2 separate regions of the Mus musculus genome follow, and region 2 is linked to region 1. A link is a loop called in an ENCODE intact Hi-C map of the cell type or tissue named here. Cell type or tissue: left cerebral cortex. All regions are shown on one strand.

The links. Peaks named below come from ENCODE experiments on the same cell type or tissue, not always from the same donor. Only the 100,000 strongest peaks of a DNase experiment are listed, where the experiment ranks them.
Region 2: a loop joins it to region 1, with 2.2 times the contacts of the local background. A loop is called at or near these places in 6 of 42 quality-filtered maps.

The regions. Positions count from the first base shown.
Region 1 is chr12:106,376,468-106,381,467 of GRCm38, reverse strand. No RefSeq gene overlaps it. Among named protein-coding and RNA genes, the nearest start is that of Gm32830, 29 kb to the left of the region's middle. In left cerebral cortex, a CTCF peak has its summit at 1,930; DNase peaks (open chromatin) are centred at 1,998, 2,171, 2,560 and 3,475; H3K27ac peaks cover 880 bases.
Region 2 is chr12:106,471,887-106,476,886 of GRCm38, reverse strand. It overlaps Gm51969 (a long non-coding RNA gene), which reads right to left. Exons shown (of 2, transcript XR_003950178.1): 2 at 137-891. Among named protein-coding and RNA genes, the nearest start is that of Gm32876, 4.9 kb to the left of the region's middle. In left cerebral cortex, a CTCF peak has its summit at 2,216; DNase peaks (open chromatin) are centred at 2,164, 2,996 and 4,567; H3K27ac peaks cover 1,443 bases.

The DNA of each region.
Region 1 (5,000 bases):
GTGCCTGGGTCACCTAGCAACTTAATAACCCCTGCCTAATGCCTCACGGGTGGTAAAGGCACTGATCTCATTTGACAAAATAGAGCCAACACAGCCAGAAGAATAATGTGGCCAAGCTCCACGATCCCTTCTCGACCTCATAGCACTCCCAAGATCCTAATGATACCATGCCCATCCCTTAGTAAGGAAGTCAGACTTCAAGAGGCCTGAACTGGACTCCAAGTCCCAGTTGTGGCCTCAAGTCCACCAGGCCAAGCTGCCTACTGCTAGGCATCAACTCTCTTACCCCACTTTAGGATGCCCTACAAAGTGTCCAGAGATCCCCTAGAAAACAAAAGGCAAAACTTCTTGGCCACCAAAATAGGCTTTCTGCAAGTGTGTGTGTGTGTGTGTGTGTGTGTGTGTGTGTGTGTGTGTGTGTGTGTGATTTTGCAATAGATGCTTGTGATGCGTATTGCACTGAGCAGCCAGTATGCTTGCACACTACACACACACACACACACACACACAGAGAGAGAGAGAGAAAGAGAGAGAGAGAGAGGGAGGGAGAGAGAGAGAGAGAGAGAGAGAGAGAGAGAGAGAGAGAGAGAGAGACCCAAGGCTCCCTATATCTCTGGCACTGTGCTGGGGTCAGAGCCCAGAAAGTACAAATCAGGCAATAAACATTCTATTCAGATTCTGGAATTATCTGGAGAACAACTCCACATATCCTGATCAAAGTATGTACCAGGAATGAACGAAAAAAGACATCCAGATGCAAGAAAACCAGGAGGGGCTTGGGATAGTCCAGAAGAACTTAAGTGTGAATCAAAGGGGTTAATATTCTGGAGATAAGAGAGACCGGTCTTGGGAGATGTGAAGACAGTTTGGTTAGCAACAGGACCTGAATTTATTCTAAGAACCTACGTGAAACATTGGACACCCTGGGGAAACAGAGACAAGAGAATTCTTGGGGCTCTCTGGCCAACCAGTGTGACTGAATCAGGGAGCCCCAGCTTCTGGTAAGAGACCCTGTTTCAAAACAAGAAATGGTTCCTAAGCAATAACACTCGAGGTTGACCTCTGAACTCCACACTCACCTCTAAGCAAGCGTGAGCACACTCACACACACACACACACACACACACATTTATGCATTTATAAAAACAAACGGCCAGCCCTTGTAGCCTGCTTAAATGCAGAAACTTAAGGATGCAAGGAAAAGATTGCATCCTTTCTCCTTGCAGAGTCTCATTCTCAGGGCCAGACAAACACCAACCTCAGCACGACATAGTCGTTTCCAGGGTGAACCGAACCAGGGTTCACTTTTGCCAGAGTCCAACCTGGGCCTCTCTCTTTGGGATGGGAAGCAGAGCATCCATTGCATGATGTATTACTTATTTTAATCAAATACAATTTTTTTCTAATTGTCACTGCTCCGGCAGCCTCACGGGGGCTGGTCTGACTTGTGTACACCCGTGACAGGGGAAGCGGCGGCGGCAGCTGCTTTGTGCCGCCCGCCCGTGTACGGTACCTCTCCAGTCTTGTCAGTCACAGCTCCCCTAATTACAGAACATCTGCTTGCTGTGGCCATTAACACTCCTCTACCAGCTTGTCTGGTTTAATACCAGTGACTCCTGACCTTCCCCAAGGAAGGCGCTTTCTGTCAAAATTTTCCCCCAAAGAAGCCAATTCGCCACGCAAAATTTGCACTTTTTTTTTTTTTTTGTGAAAAACACTACCTTACTAAAGGCTTTTGGAAGGAAATGGGTTTGACGAGGCGTCAGTGGTAAGGAGTATAGAAAACCTGTTTCCCTGCCTTATTTGGTTCATATTTGCATCTTTTGAAAATAATGATAATAAAAAAAAAAATGGGAGTCATTTGAAGGGTCAGGACCGTAAACTTGGATGTTCCCCAGCCCTGTCTACTGTGTTCCTAGGCCTCCAGCTAGGGGGCAGTGTAGATGTCCCCTCGCTCTCTCTCTTCCCACCTGCCCCACACGGGCTGGCTGGGAGACTCCACTACCTTCAGCGTTATTAGTTGAATCATAGGTCCCGCTATGATGCCCTTGTTCCCTGGCATTAAAGAGCCCCAAAGCTCGATAAAAGACGTTCCCAGTCCCTGGGCATGATCTAGAAGCAGCCTGCCCCTCAGAGAACTTCAGACGGTATTTAAAAGGCTCTGCAACCTCAGCCTTCTGAAGGCAGGACTCAAGGCAAGGGCATGCGAGGAAATCCAAGCGCGCTCCTTTTCGTTAGAAGTAACTATGGCAAACGTGGTTCCCAGCTAAGGACCCCGCTACAGATTCCCCCAGTGACTGTCCCACCCATCCTGGGAGTCCCTGGGTGTCCTGCGATAGACAATAGTGAGGGTGAGAGGAAAAGACAAACAGATTCACTTTAGAATCTTCCCCAAAATGATCTGAGTGGCTGTTTGTTTTGTTTGTTTATTTTTTTTTAAATACTGCTTTCACGGTGTTTTGATAAGGCGGGTGTTCTCTTGAAATAAGTGTTTGTTAAGTAAGAAAGAGTTCCCCGCCGTTCCCGGGGAGAGCGAGCAGTCTTTTACAAAGCCGCTGGACTTTGCTTCACAAACGGAGAAAAAGCGGTGCCTGCTGAAAAGCCTGAGCAGGCAGGCAGTTTGGGCTGGATGCTGGCTTCCCTGGTCAGGGTGGAGAAAAGCAAGGCAGTTAAGAATGGGTTTTGAGTTCACACACACACACACACACACACACACACACACACACACACAGACACACACACACACCTCCCTAAAGAATGCAAAGTGACCGCGACCCAGGCTCAAGTGAATCCCAAAGGAGAGAAAAGTCAGTAAGGAAGAATAATCCAGAAGGTTGCTGGTTTGTCAAGCAATGTCTTCAAAAAGCATCCTCCGCACTTGGCTAAAGGGGGTTTCCTTGGGCACCCCTGCCGCTGCCAGTAGTTAGCACTGCTTGTCTGGAGACAGAGCAGGGATGGGAGGCATTGAAGGGAGAAGGGGGAAGGGATAAATGGGTTTAAAAAAAAATACACACACAAAAACACTGCCGAAGAATACCTGTAAATACTTTGTTTTAAAAATGCGCATTTCCAATATAAGACACCATCTTAATTGCGGACTTCTTCAAAGCACCTATTGGAGAAACGGTTTAACAAGGGGGGAGCGATGATCTTGTAATCTCGACAATAAAAGCGCTTCCATCCTTTGTATATGCTGACTTACAAAAAAAAAAAAAAAAAAAAAAAAAAGTGCTTCCAGACAACAAAAGATGGAGCCGTAATTACATAAATCTCTCCATTCTTGATGAAGACACAGTGCAACATGAGCAAATCAATAGAGTCTCCGAGGTAATTCTTGTTTTTCTTATGAGCCCAATGCAAACTTGTTAAAATTGAATTCCACTTCTTGTGTATATAAAAAAAAATAGGATTTGCACAAATCCAGAGGAAAAGAACATGTGTTCTGTAAATGTTTAATTTTTTTCCTGTGCTACTGAGGAGGTTTGCAATGGAGTAGTGTGATACCAGGATCTCCACACAGCCGCCACCACCACCCGGGGAAGGAAGCTACTGTCAGTCTGCTCCCTAAAGCGCTCTGAAGGCCCTGCTATCACCTCCCTGATTCTTACTCCCACTATTAAATAAACTAAATGTACCCTAAAGTCAAATATCTCTGACTCACTGCCAATAAATTGGTCGTAATCATTTCTCCCCCACAACCCACATTTATAATATTTCTCATTCAAGAATAAATAATTTTGTTGATTTTTTTCCCAAAGAAAAGGTGAAATGTATTGCATTTAAAAATAATTAATAGATGGGCCCTGCATACCTCTGAATTAAATTAAAGAAAAAATATTTCTTTTTTTGTGCAGATGATTGCATTCATACGCTGTTTGGTGTGAAAAGTAGATTCCAAAAAGCTTTTAACTAATTTGTTCAATTTGTTTCAAAGCCAACATGAATAGGCTTGGTGCAAATTCAGATTCATTAAAACTTAATTAATATGCATCATTATGCAAATGAGGTTGCAGTTAATGAGTTCTTAAAAGAAGCTTTCTTTAATTAGTTCAGTTTTAATGGCATCATCATTTATCTGACTTGTTTTTAAAGCCACATGACATACAAAAAGTGACCAGCCTCCACAATGCACTGTCTAATTGTGTTTCTTCCTAATTGTTTAATGCTGAAACTTTGCAAAAGTTAAAATGTTTTGATATCCAGGGCCTATTAAATGGCTTTCACAAACTTTCCCATTCTGACCAAGGTTTTTTTTTTTTCCTACAGTGGCTTCTCATTTTTATTTTTTGACTTTGCCATTTCTGTCTGCTTTTAATCCACAGATCTGTAATGTCCGAGCCAGGCTATTTGTACAAAGAAGGAGCGCATCTGACAGGTACGCGGGAGGCTTCAGAGAGCATCCCTCAGCCCACGTGCATACTTCACTGTTACGTGTGTACGTTAGCAGGGGCAATTATACTTACGTAGTTGAAAAATTAAAACGAGCCTTTCTTGAGGCCATCTGCTAACTTGAGGAGCTGGGTAACATGTCTTAGCACGAGATTTCTAAATGTACTAATTCATAAGACACGCAGTCACTATCGCCAGTGACTGCCTGAATTGGCAAAGCTAGCCTGAGAGATAAGACCACTTAATAATTATTGTGAAATATGGAAATCAGGAAAAGGAAAAAAAAAAGAGGCAGGCTTAGCACAGGGTTGGGGAAGAGAGGGTGCTAATCTAGAAAATGACTCTTCCAGAGCTTTGAAAATACAATGGGCATTTTAAACATTTTCGGATTTATGAGGCATTGTACTATACAGCTACAGCTGTATTTTGACACGTGGAGTGGAGGTAATTCTTACAGGGTGGGGTGTATTTTACATAGAGTCCTAGGGGGGGATGCAGCCCTTGTTTCATGTTTTTAGGCCACTGTCAGAAGTTTTAGAACCGGCTCCAAGTCCTTGGATTTGGGAGCTCAAAAGGAAGCCCGCGTGGCTTGGGGTGCTTCGAGTGGCTTT
Region 2 (5,000 bases), 95 kb before region 1:
GTGTTTGGCAGCATGGGATAGCACCCTCCCTGACCCCTCTAACTTGTCCCATTGCGACCAGCGGCATGGTGGCATCTTTGTTAAATTCTTCAAGAAATTTAGAGGAAAGAAATGGGGGGACTGTAAAAATATGTATAGTTCCCTCCCAGATTTATTGCTATTTGCTTATAGATTTAAAGGAAACTGAGAGCAACTAGAGACATGGCATTCTAAGGAAGATTTGTGGTTGTTGGTTAGAAGGAAAAACTCCGTGAACATCCACACAAAACACCAGGAGACAAAGAGACATGCTGCAGGCACCTTTTAAAATTTGTACCGTGTGGCAGTGAATTCACCAGGAGCTGGAAGACACCAGGTTCTTATGAAAAGGTCAAAGTTATGGCCTTGGTATGACCTCGAAGGGGAAAAAAAAATCTATTTGTGAGGCATACGATTATCTAGGGTTTTAGTAAATGCAATTACAGCGACAATCTTAATCCAAACAGTTGAACAAAAATAAATTAAAATTAAATAAGATAAACCTCACCCTCAATCATTACACTATGAGTTGTACCGGACCGCAGGGTGGCTATTTGACCTTTGTCTTGCATCTATATTAGAAGAGGCACTACCTGGACAGAAATCAAGGTGCACTTGGGCACACCCACCAGCCTGACCTGGCCAACACCCAGGTCTGAAACAAACGGTTTCTGCTTTTCATTGGGGGTGGGGGGGTCCTGTCCACTGGACCTCCAACAGTGTCTTGCTCTGAGAGGCACAACACTGGTCCTGTGGGCGTGGGCAGCCATGGCTCACAGCAGTGACAGGTAGCTCCATCCATCCCAGCCACATTCCTCGGGTTCCACAAAGTTCCATTTCAATAAGAAAGCTCTTTTCTAAGGACACGTTGTTCTAAAAGAGACAGGAAGAAGAAAAAAACTGTCTGTAATTTGTCATGAATTTCAATTACAAAAAAAAAAAAAACTTTTGAATTTTTTTTCCGTTTTCAAGAAAAAAAAATTGGCGTGCCTCCAGGTTTTAAGAATGTGGTTAACACAGAAAATGACAGAAAGAGAAAGTGTGTGTGTGTGTGTGTGTGTGTGTGTGTGTGTGTGTGTGTGTATTTGCAGAAAAATCTCAGAACACAATATTCTCCTAGGCCAGGCTGAGGTTTTTCTGGACGAAGGTGCACCTGGCACTCTGGGTGAGAAAGAGGATTTTGTATTTATGGGCAATGGGATTGTTCTGGCAAGTTCCACAGCATGCCCCGGAGCTGACATCTCATAGAAGCATCTTCCAGCATCCCAGACTCCCATACACACCAGAGAACCAGTCTACACCCGAGAACACGGCTCAAAAAAGGGTTTTGGAGAGGAGAAGAGGAATCGTTTTGTCATTGGAAAGTCTAAGGGGGTCCCCTCCCCCCGATACACGGAATACTCACCAAACGGGAGCAGAACGGTTTTTTTTTCTTTCTTTTTTTTTTCTTTTTTGAAATGTGCAACTGTGTGAAACTTGTCTGGTTTCAGATTTACACAGAAATGTGGGCCCGTCTTGTTTTCATCCAAACAAACTCAAGCTGAAGAACTGTCTTTCCTAAACTGGGAGCACATTCCTGTTCCTTAACCCACCAGTGCTGGGTTCCCCCGGAGCGTATTAAATCTACGCAACACAGAGAGGTGCTTTCTGTCTTGTTTTCTGGAGGCTGAGCCCAGCAAACCCAGTAAACAGGTGGAAGACTAAAAAGAGCCATGAAAAAAAAAAAAAAAAACACACAACAAAAATAACAGCGACCTGTCCCCAGCCTTGAAAAACAGCCTAACTCCAGAGGTGCAGTGTGTACTTGCGTGGCCTCAAATAATGTTTGTCTCGCAAGAAAATGCGTAGCTTTCAGCGATAACACGGGACAGCGCTTCCTAACTTGCTAGTGGCCTGGCCTGCGTCCTTCTGATAAGAGGTCAGAGGTCACCGAGGCTAAAAGATGAGAACCCGTGCTTCCTTCTGCTCAGATCTGCAAGGAACAATTAAAGGCAGTTTTGCATTAAGGACTGACGTCCTCCTCAGTCTGGTGCCCCGGCGGTAAGCACAGCTATAGAATGCCTGTCCCTGTGGGGTATCCCCGCTCAGACCCAACCTGGCACTTTGGTACTACGCAGCTGGAATTTGAGGAAGCTCGTATTGAAAGGGGATGGTTTAGTAAGATGCAACGGAAGGTGCGGTGCGCATGCGCCTCCGGGGGAAAGCCATGGAAACTGCACCTTGCAGAACCTATCTGAAGGCCTAGGACCAAAGAGGTATTAGGGCTGAGCCAGAGAGACCCTGTTTGGAGCAGAACTATCAGAGGCAAGTGGTGCAGACACCGCGGATCTGGCTGGAGTTCAGAGGTCGTTGCAAGGGCTTTAACTCTGAGAGCTGTAGGGGAGTCAGCGAGGAGCTTTGAGCCTTCTGATTGCGGCACATTTTGGGAGAGGGGGCACAGGAACACACAAGCAGAGGTTCCCGAACAGCCCCGTCAAACCACCGCCAGGCTTCAGAGGCTCAAGCGTTGCTGTCGTTTTGGTTTTTGGTTTCCATGTTTCAGTTTACAAAAGGGTGATGATTTTAAAAATTAAAAAAAAAAAAAGTGACGATAGTGAATGAGGAAGAGAGTGTGCTTTCGGGCCTGAGTTCAGAGTTTATATAGAGAAGCTCAGCTGGGCTGGGGACATGACTCCCTGGGTAAAATGCTTGCTGAGCAAGAATGGGGACTTGAGCTCTGGAACCCACATAAAAAGCCAGGTCTGATGACACACTTTGTAATACCATCACGGGGCGGGGGCAGCGATGTGCAAGACCCCAAGATCAATGGTCAGGCAGCCTAGTCTGCTGGATGAGCCCCGGGCCATTGAGAGAGCGTGTGGTAGAAGACACCGGACTCGATCTCTGGGCTTATTAGACACACATATAAGCACACATAGGCACCCTCCGGCTCATGCTCTTCACAGAAACAGATACACACAGAGACACTCACATGAAATGGGAGAGGAAGAAGTTAAATTGAGAGAGACTTTACTGCACAGTGAAAAAGTCACACTAGAGACACTCCTCCCCACCGCCACCACCCCCACACCTCCTCTAAGCGTTGGCGGGAATTCCTAAAGGACCCAATTCTTGGTGCACTCTCTGAATGCCAGGTTTGGCATCCCCATGGGTTCAGGGCCCTTGCTACACTTTATATACCAAGCACGTGTATTCCTAAGCTAACCCACGATGCACAGTAGTTGACAGGTTCTTCCTACTCTGCTTTTCATCTCACTGAACTGTCCAGGGCCTCATTGTCTCATCTGTAAAATGGGAACTCTAACTTGGAGGCCTGGCTTCCTGGAGAGAGTCAGGCATACACGGAGACCACCATGCATCTAAAAGCACTGCACAGATAAATATGCGGTATTTACATAATTATGCCTCATTATATCCTTGGGTTTTTTTTTTTAAGGAATAAAAGTAAGAAAGCTAAAAAAAGACATCTAAACAAAGAGTTTAAGTAATGTATGCAGAGAATATGTGTATACACATATAGAGTTACAATGAAGATTTAAAAAAATAATGTGTGCAGTCAGGGGTGGCGCACGCCTTTAACCCCCACACTCAGGAGGCAGAGGCAGCTGGGTCTCTAAGTTCAAGTCCAGCAATGGTCTACAGAATGAGTTCCAGGACAGCTATGGCTGCATAGAGAAACCCTGTCTAAATAAAATAAAATGAAATAAAATAACCAAGCAAGCAAAAATGTTCATACAAAATCAAAATAAAATTAATTACAGTCTCACCCGTCAGAGCACAATGTACTTTCTTCTATGTTTTCTGGTTTTTCTGTGTTTAGAATAGAATATGAATGCCTGCATAGTACTTTCGGTGTTTGTCTCTGTATAGACCATAACACAGCCGGAGCTCTCTTACACCCAAACCAGCAGATCCTCCCATTGGCAGATGCTAACATTCGGAGCGAACCATTCAGTACCTTTCTGCTTTCACTTTAAACACAGAGAATTAATAAATAAGAATAAATCATGAAATAAAAAAGTATCTCCCCTTAGCCTCCCCCCCTTCTTCCAATTGTTTGTTTGAGGCTGAGCACCATCTCCATCCTTTGTGGTAGCCTCAAACTTCCCAGGTCCCTGCCTACATTGCCCTGCATGCCTGAATTACAAGAGGGTGCCGCTATGCCAGTGGCTGCTTCTGTCTTTTCAGCCTCCAAATATCATGGTACTGAAAAATATTTTGCATTGTGTCTGAAGCGCACATCTAAGTGGATCATTTCTGATCAGGCACCGCCAGTCTGGTCTACAGAGTGAGTTTCAGGACAGCCAGGGCTACACAGAGAAACCCTGTCTCGAAAAAACCACAAAAAAAAAAAAAGAAAGAAAAAAGAAAAAAAGAAAGTCTCAAAGAGAGACGTCTTGTGAGCTGTGTTGGAATGAGATGGCAAATGCTAAGGTGGAACTGCACAGTGTTCTTTCTGTATTTCTACCTTGGGTTGCTGCTTGTTCTTATATTAATGATCTGCAGACGCTCTTTATATATCAAGGACACGTGCCAGAGATGAGTCACACACTTTCCAATATGGGAGTTTTATATGGATAAAAAGCAGAATGTAGGCTGACAGTGGGCCAGCAGATCAAGCACTTGCCATGAGAGCCGGGAGAGCTGAGATCATCCCACTGATGACCTGTAAAATGAGGCACAGAGATGCTGACAGAAGGACCTGCCTGCAGGAGGGGTGGCAGATGCCTGAGGCTGTGCTAGGAGACATCAAGCCCCCCCCCCACGCCCCCTATTATAAACCCTTCGTTTCCTAGTGGCTAATGGAATCCTTCTGGGCTATGAAAATCTGACGTGGTCCGTGATCAAACATGGGCCATTAGGCAGATGTGAGCCAAAGATGATTGCGGAGCCAACCCGGGTCAGCACTGTAATCTAAGAAACTCTGCTCTCTGCAGTTCATGGAGCTCAGCCCAGCCCTGGGGTGGCTCGCGGAGTCCTTC